Regions from separate parts of the Homo sapiens genome. Here region 1 is linked to region 2. The links are chromatin loops, found by intact Hi-C in ENCODE. Cell type or tissue: endothelial cell of umbilical vein. All regions are shown on one strand. Each heading gives the region's core, and the rest is flanking DNA. Links, peaks and the distances in the headings are about the cores only.

Evidence for each region. Peaks named below come from ENCODE experiments on the same cell type or tissue, not always from the same donor. Only the 100,000 strongest peaks of a DNase experiment are listed, where the experiment ranks them.
Region 1: it touches region 2 in a loop (11-fold over the local background); 4 of 110 quality-filtered maps call a loop at or near these places.

Annotation. Positions count from the first base shown.
Region 1 is chr18:55,400,923-55,403,422 of GRCh38, forward strand. All of the region lies in intron 6 of TCF4 (transcription factor 4), which reads right to left. Among named protein-coding and RNA genes, the nearest start is that of TCF4-AS1, 50 kb to the right of the region's middle. In endothelial cell of umbilical vein, for the core only: no CTCF peak of the experiment used is centred there; DNase peaks (open chromatin) are centred at 169, 1,039 and 2,059; H3K4me3 peaks cover 1,335 bases; H3K27ac peaks cover 2,500 bases.
Region 2 is chr18:55,107,270-55,113,709 of GRCh38, forward strand. LINC01929 (long intergenic non-protein coding RNA 1929) reads right to left here. Exons shown (of 3, transcript NR_110743.1): 3 at 1-1,384. Among named protein-coding and RNA genes, the nearest start is that of LINC01929, 14 kb to the right of the region's middle. In endothelial cell of umbilical vein, for the core only: no CTCF peak of the experiment used is centred there; a DNase peak (open chromatin) is centred at 3,362; H3K27ac peaks cover 1,627 bases.

The sequences.
Region 1 (2,500 bases), core at 1-2,500, 290 kb after region 2:
CTGAAGGTTTCCTATTCCGTATCTCAATCATGTAGTAAACAGAAGAAAACAAAAGCCTCCCCTCCACGAGTCACTCACCTTGTCACACAGTGGGGAATCATTTCAGCTGTGATCTGCTATTTAGACTTGAAGCCCAAGATACTGAGATTTTGCCTTTCTCTTTGGTTTGCATAGCTGATGTTGTAGACAGGGATTCAAATAACAATACGGCACAAGAGAAACTGATTCACTGGAAGACACACTATGGTCTGTTCTATTCTCAAATTTCACAGAAAGCAGAAATTCATACTCTGTACATTTTTCATCTTCAGTCCCTATTTTCCCTCTGTCAGCAAATTTCCAAAATTTCACTTTTATTTATCCCTAAGTAATCACACTGTTTATGGAGATTGCTGCGACCACGCTAAGCACAGAGATAGTAGACTCTTGCAAGACTCACAACCATGAAGCACAAATTAAGAATGAAGGAATCTCCACACTCCACGGCTACATTACGAAGGCTTTTTAAGAAAAGCATATGCAGTCATAGTGCTATATACAAAAGAATTTTCCTGGACATTAATGCCTCAAAACGAACCTCCCAAGGCCCAGAAATTCAGCCATCACATGCCAATCCATCCACCTCTCTTCCACCCTCTGCCCCTTTCCACTTCTCACCTTGTGTTTGGAAAAAAAAAAAAATTAACTTCAGTTTCACCCGAGGGAAGTATTCCCCACAAACGGAGAAAGGAGGGTCTGTGTTCTGCACATACACAGACAGACTCACACGGTCTGGATGATGCTTTCACAAGTTAAGGGGCCTCACGCTTACTCAGCAGAGGAAATCTTTGTGTCTGTGAGGAATCACGCCAATTCCTATTAGTAAGAAAGGATACAGGGGTGAGGAAGCCTATTCTCTCAATGACCAGAAAAAGGGGCCCAGCGAAAACAGAGACCTCTGCCATGACCATCTGCAGAAAGGAAGGATGTTGTCAACTTTCTTCTCCCCAAAACTCTAATGACCTCCGCCTTGACCCTCAGAAACCAGACCCACAGGAACACGGTCTTCTGCAGGAACTGAGAGCTTTACACCAGAGACACAGCACTCAGAGGCTTGTCGCCCAGGCTATCTAGCCCGAACATTTGCACTCACATTCCAAAGATGTTTCCGTTGCGCTGGAATGGCTGTAAATTTCTTTCCTGCAGAATTCTTTCCAAACAAACTGCCATGAACTGCACTCCGGCAGGAGCTCTTAACCAAGCACTGTTCACCTCAATGCAACAAATCTTTCAGATGCCGAATATGACTGAATTGGTGGCTGGGCCAAGGGAGTAAACTTTAAAAATGCAAATATATACAGGGAAAAAACAAACACACCAACCCACCAGAAGTCGTACCTTCCTATGTCTGGTACGTAAAGGAAACTTTCCTCATAGGCTCGATTTAATTACAAAAACAAAACTTTGCTTACATTTTTCAGGGGTATATTAAATGGGCTGTTTAAAATAAAATTAAAATAGATTTTTTTCCCCCATCAAGAACATCAGAGGGTGAGAGAGTTCAAGAGAGTAAGCATCCCCTTTCCAGCATTTGAAAAAAAAAAAGTACATTTTGTTTGCGTGAATAATAAAAACAGTAGAGAGCTCTGAATATTAAAGAGGATTATTAAATTCCATCAAGAGTTTTCCAAAGTAAGAAACCAATGCACTTATAAAAAGGAAGTATAAATTTTTAAAAAAGATTTTAAATACATGATTAATACTGATACTGAACTGAAAAAGAAAGCATCTATAAAAACTCAGTTGTCTTGAAACAAAGCTTATACTTTTAGCTATTGACAGTATTTTTAGAAATAGGCTCTCTCTGGAGAGTTTAAAGTATACAAATGCAAAGTGCCCAGAGACACAAACACACACATGCTATACCTTTGTATTACACTGGCATTTTATTATTTAATTAAAGTACTCTTATTTTTCTAGCTCACGCATGCTTCCCTTGAGACGGCTTTGCTGTTAGCCTGCTGGCCTTGACTTCCAGCCAAAAACAATTCAGAAACAAAAAGGGACAACAAATCATATTTTCACAGACATTTTTATCCCTCAATACAACCCTGTTTTCACACAACATCATACAGCCCCTATGAAAACTATAATTTAGGGCAATAGCCACCCGAAACCCAGGGTCTGACACATGACTCCGCGAAGTATTTCCTGCGTAAGAAATTCTTAAGTTCTTAATTGCAAATAAACTCTTTTAATAGAACCACTTTCACCGACATTGCTGGTTTGCAAACAGTGCCACTGGTACCGGCTGATGGATTAAAAAATAAAAACAAGCCCATGAATGTAGTTCTGATACAGCAGCGATCTAAAGATGAGGTGTTTATTAGTTCTAAGCTCTGTGTTATTTCATTACTTAAAGAGAGAGCCATCATCTGACTTGCCGGTGCATCTTTGGTGTCACAGTTTAAAATGCATCATCTAATTTAGAAAACAAACTGATTTACCAGGTTAATCCTCT
Region 2 (6,440 bases), core at 2,165-4,664:
TAGATTCTATCTCAGAGTGAAAAAGAGTCAAAGTCAACTAGTTTCTAACAAATGCTGTGATCCACACTTCAGATTGGAGTCTGTGAAATATGCACCAACTTCAAGACAATTCCGTGGTAAAACTGGAAAAAATTAGTCATTAAGACATTAGCCAGGATGTTAGTGGTATGAGAGGATATAAACATGCAGCCTTGAAATTAAAATACATAGCCTTTAGGCTTTGACCTAGATATCTCAGCAAAGTGAACAAAGAATAGCATTAAAAGTAAATAAAAGATTGAGGCAGGAGGATAGCTTGAAGTCAGGAGTTTGAGATTGGCCTGTGCAGTACAGCGAGACCTCTTCTCTACATAAAAATGTTAAAATTAGATACAAATATAAGCCCGTAAATAATCTTTGATCTTAAAATTTCTAATTTGGAAAAGTGTCATTTGTATGGTGTTCTATATTATTAATGGTTTCAAACTTTAATCAGAGATATCTTTCCTTTTCAGGCAAAGCACACACCATGAAAGATACTGCTAAAAGTTTTTAATATTGCCAGTAATATTATCAAGGTAATTAAAGGGCTTGTAATAATATTTTGTAATAATATCTGAATATCTTAGTGATTAAACTTGGAAAAGCCAAACTAGATAGAGAATGACACTGAGAAGAGTAGATAGCACAGGGTCCAAGGTCAGGCGTGGTTCAACAATTGTCCATAGAAAGTCTTTGTTTTGATCAGGATATATGAGTTGGAAAATTTCGTGATCGTGGATGAAGTTTTCTTTGTACTTTCATGAAAAACTACCATTTAAAATTTGGCAGATGTTTAAAAATGATGATTTTTTTAAAACTACCATACTAGACAATGTCATTTGTAAATCAATGTGTAATTAAAACATTTTGAAAAGATGCCCATACCAGACCTCCAGATTTTCTCCACATTTGAGTAACTTGGAATTTGATTTTCTTCATAGCCTGTTAGCCATTTTGACTGAAACAGGACCACACCAAAGGCAAAGGCTGGTTGTTTCAGTCCAGAGATGTGCCTCCATAGAAGAATTACTTTGAACAAATCTTAATAGATTTTAGGAAAATATTTTAAAATCAACTGTTGGAGAATTTAACTATTTTCAGATGAACAGTTTATTGCTTGATTGTTTTTCCCTTCTTATTCTTCCATGTGGTTTTATGCAGAAGTGATCTGGTTGTAAAATATGAAGAGATGGCAATAAACTCATTTGGCATTATTTGGATCAAGCAGCTGGTTGACTTAAATCAGTTATATCACTTCTGTCCACCTCCATGCGAAGCACTGGTCCAGACCACCATCTCCCTCACCTGGGTTACTACAGCAGCTCCCAGCTGGTCTCTCTGCTCCTCTTCTCACTTCTCCAATCTATTCTCAATGAAGAAGCACAAATGAAAAAATATTAATTGTATCATGTCACTCGCCTTCATTCATTTAATGAGCCCTAATCACAACTCTTTAGCTTCCTGCCACATTCAGAGTAAAACAATTTCCCATTCTGGCTTTTAGGGCCATCCTTGATCTTGCCCTTGACTCTTTCCAATCTTGACTCCTCTTTCCCTGGGTCACAATCCTCTAGCCCCACTGGGCTCCTCTCATTCCACCCCTGGAGCACACAAGCTTTTCCTCACCTCAAGGCTGTGCACATGTTCTTTGCTCTCTCTACTGATGGTCTCTCCCTTTCCTCTCCTTTTTTTCTCAAAAAGAAACCCCTCTTCTTTTCAGGATAATGTCAACTCTTCAAGTAAGCCTTTAGCACCCAGCTAAAAGATCCCGTCCATCTCAGTCCCTTGCTGGTTATCTTCTCAGCGCATATCACAATTAAGAATGGCTCTATTGCTTTATTCTGTGTTATCCATGGGAGCTGACAAATGTCTGTCCTCTTAACTCATATCTTCCCAGCATCCAGCAGAGTGCCTTGCCCATGGTAGGTATCTAATAGGTATTTTTTGAATTAATAAGTGAATGAACAAATGATATTTCTTTCTGAAATCTTTGTCATCAATCTAATCTGAAGATTGGGGATATTCTAAATACAGTTTAAATAGCCTTATATTTCTTATTCTCAGAAAATGGCCAAGATATACTTCTGGGGCTGAATGGCTAGACCTGTTTTCCTATGGGAGGGTATGGGGATTCTAGCCATGTGAGATAGCCCATATTTTCCATCTTGTGTCATGCCAGCACTCAGCAGTTTTTATCCCAGTCTTAGTATAGCCCTGAAATCATGGGAGAATATGAATACAGTGAAGTTCAGATGGAGGGTGGCTCAGAGTAGGTTCCCTGGACTAGAGTCCAGCAACTAAAATCCAACTAGTCAGGCCAATGGCAAATGGGCAGCTCCTGGGCACCACGCAGGTTGCTACAAAGAACTCAGATTGAGTTTAGGAGCTACTCAGAGGAACCTGGAACACAACACTGCATCAGCCTGGAGAACACTTTCAAATGCTGAGAGCTTTCCTTACTCCAAGGGCATGTTTGTGAGCTATACTATCCAACCCCCAACCCCTCATACTTGGAGAGATGTAAATCTGAATGACACTTAAGCTCTTTCTCTCTCGTGGATATAGACTGAGATCTTCTATGGGCAAATCATTTTCTAAAGAGGTATGTCATTTCATAGTTTCTTCCTAGATTTGAGGGGATGATGCTATCAATTGTCCCTTAGCCTTTAGAAGAGAGTAGCCTAAGTTGAAGAGTTGCTTTTGTCATGCTAACCAACAGCCAAAGCAGCAGGAATTGTGTGATTGAGGGGAACTTCAGGCAGCCCAGGAGGTGCAGGAGTTTATATTCTCTCTCTGTGGCCTACTCAAAGGACTTTCTGATACATACACCTCCAGGGGAGTGGATAGAGTTTATCACATAAACTCCTCTAGGGAGGATTACTTAGGTAAGACTGGAAACTCAGAGGATCTGAGTAGGGCCAAAAGCCAGAAACTGGTACTCTGAATTATAATCCAGATGTCCAGTGGGAAATGCAGCTTGGGAGAGACCTGCACAAAAGTCCTCCAGCATTTTTGTAGTTTTTGGATCGTTTACTTTAACAAGCTCTTCCCCCACTGCACTCCCACCTCTACCTTTGTTTGTTCAACCTTTCCTATATTGACTTTAAATTAAAAATAAATTTTACAAAACATAACACAATAGAGATTCGATGGCTAAGTGATCACACAGCATTTGCCCCAAAGAATGAAACAATTAAAATCCCATCAGTCTTGATAACGTTTTGTACCGTGATGCTAGACTTCCTGTTGCTTTGACCTCTCTCCTTCCGGCATCCTGTCCGGGGACAGAAATGACACCACAAACGTTTCCTGTGCCTGTCCTCTCCACTTCTGACCCCTCACTACATCCTCTCTCCATCTATTTGGAGAGCAATGATTTGGTTCCTTTGGAATTCCTCCCAGTTCATATATTTGATGACACTTGTTGCTAATTTGGGATGCCGACAATGCAGGCAAAAGCCCGGGCTGAGCTCATACCAGCCTTTAGCCTCCTACGCCACTAGCATACTGGCAAATTGGAAATGCAATATTCTTAGCTATTTTTGGTCATAATTTGTTGTGGGATCCCTTCTCACTGCAGTCTTCCTGAGTATCCTGGATATCTGAAATAAATTAATATCTTAAACTCTTTTAGATACTTTTTCTGTGCCCACTCATTTTGAAAACACCTCTTGAAGTATCATAAATCAGTGTCCTGCTGTGCAACTGTGGGAAGGGTCCTCTGGACAGAGGCTGAGGTCAAGGACTCCAAGTCTGGGACCAAGGAGCTACCATCTTGCTATTTGCCCTGGTGCCATAGGAGCCTTCCTTTTCTTCCCCAAGCATCTCATGTCTGTAGAATTAAGATGTCAGCCCATAGCATAACAGCCAATGGCCAGCCATGCTTAATGCTGTGGTCTGCAGAGCATTCAGTACATTGTTGCCAGCCAGAAGATATTAAATACAAGTCATGACCATACTACCATAGAATAATAATTAAAAGAAGATGAGTTCTGTTGCCTTCATGGTACTCTCCTCCCCATAATTTAGCAGCTGATGGGATTGGGAAGCCAGGCCAGGTACAGAAATGGGGCCCCAGGTGCTGTCTGCATACCTTCCCTGCACCAGGAGGCCTTGGTTCTGAGCCCTGTGCTGTCTGCCTGCTGGCCAGCTGCCTGTGGACACCCACAGATGCCCCCCTGCTGCTCCAGACACACCACTGGAATCTATTCCCAAACAGCACATGTTGGGTTCACATTTTCATCCTCTTCCTTCTTAAGATGAAATCTCCCATTTTTTCCTCTACTGAGAGACCCTACTAACTTACTTTATCTGAATCCACACCTGAACATGATCACTTACCTTTCAGAAGCCAAAAATTAATTACTGGCCTTGCCCAAATCTGCATATCCAGAGCCTAGAAATGCTAGAAGTATTTTGCAAAGTGCCTGGCACAGAGAAGGCATTGACTATGTGGCTTACTGAAGGGAGGGAAGAGACAGAGACAGGAGAGGGAGTAGGAAAGAGGGAGTGAGAAACATTCTAAAACCCAGAGACATTCTAATGTTAAGCCTTCCTTGGGTCATTCCAAGCCTTTCAAAGAGACCTACATCTAAGAGAAAACTATGATTTTACCACCTTATGTGGTTATGTGCTTTTATGACTATCAAAGATATGGAGATGCCAGGAAGAACAGATTGACAATAGCAGCAACAAAAGCAGTACCTAAGAGTTATGAGAACTTTTTGGGAGGCACTTTGAAATCTTTGACACGTGTGGACTCATTGAATTTCCAAAACAATGTCATGGATATAGTGAGTAATACTGTTATAGCTATTTGATAGATGAGCAGATGGAATTTAGAGAGATTGAGTAACGTAAAAGTTAGGAAGTTGGAGGGGGTGGTGTTGAATTAGATGTCACATCTACTTAGGGGTTTCTTTAGGTCTTCTCTGAAGGTTCTATGACCCTTCTCCATGGTTCCAAGTTCTCAGAATGTGAAGAAGGCAGGCTCAGTGTCATCTTTTCCTGCTGTCTTAACTTGAATGCTTTATGATTTGATACCCTGAATCCTCTTTGCAACTCTACTTCGGTTGGGATCTCCTGGTGCCCAGCATACCTGTCTCCCTAATCCCACAGCCTCCTGAAACAGCCACGTTCCTTCCCTGTATTGCCTCCTCGTCTTTCAGTGGGGGGTGACAACAATTCAGGCTCTTTCAGTTGGGTGCCATCAAGGCTTTTGTGAGTTGCTGCTATGGAGACAAAGCACAGGTACCGTTTCCATTTGCCACCAATTGCTATTAAAAGACAGGCACGGGATGGGAGCCCAAGATGTTCAGTGAATCAACCTGGAACTTACCCCTTTTTGAAAATTCTAATAGAGGGTAATTCAAGCATGTTTGTTGGTGAGCCATCTGCCTCAGGGACCAAGCACAGGTTAGATAATTAAACTCAACCTGTTCCTGCATGGCTGTCTGACTTACCATTTACCTCATTTCAGACTACTCGCCTCCAAAAACCCACTCTCCAAACTGGTTAACTCATTGTTCCCCCAAAACACCTGTCCTCCCTTCTTATTTTTACTCATGCCATCCCATCCACCTGGAATGCCCTTACTTTACTCTCCCTTTCCAGATCCTTATCATTTTCTTCACAATATGTTCCCCAATCACCTTGCTCACAATGATCAGTCTCTCCCTTGGATTCCAATAGTAACGAATTCTATATAATTTGTCTGGTAATTAATCACATGCTGCCTTACAACATTCTACTCTTACCTTAAACTGTTATTTAAATCTTTAATTTTAACATAACTGTTTCCATATGTTTGTCTTATTTCCTTAATTGGAATATAAGATCTTCAAAGGCAGGAGATATATTATACAATTGTATCCCCTTTAGTACTTGGTATGGGGCTGATTGTTCATCTTTTTTTTTTTTTCCTTTTTTTTGGCAAGTGGACAGCCAAAATTATAAAATTTCAGCCAATTACTTTGGTAATAATAGATCAATAATAGTCAAACATGTATGAATGAGTGGAGAACGTGAGACACTTTCTAACCCAGAGAACTGAGGAATGAGCAGGAACAAGAGGACTTTTAGGAGTCCACTGGCCATATCTCTTTCAGGAAGCTTTCAGTCTGCTTCCTTTCTTCCAAAGGAAGACATATAATTCTAGAAAAATGCCTCCATAATTCTTCGTTTGTCTCTCTTTTTCTCTTCCCCATCCCTTCCACCTTGCAACATGCATACTTTATTTCTTCTCTTTTTCTTTCCTCTTGAGTACTCATAAAGACACGTCCTAATGCTTTTACTGTGGCTGTGACATCTTCCTTTGCTACTCAAGGCCAGGGAGTTTGAACCCTCATTGCACAAAGAAATAATTAAAAAGACCTTAATGAAATTAGTATATGTGGTAGGCAGCCTCTGTGATGACCCTC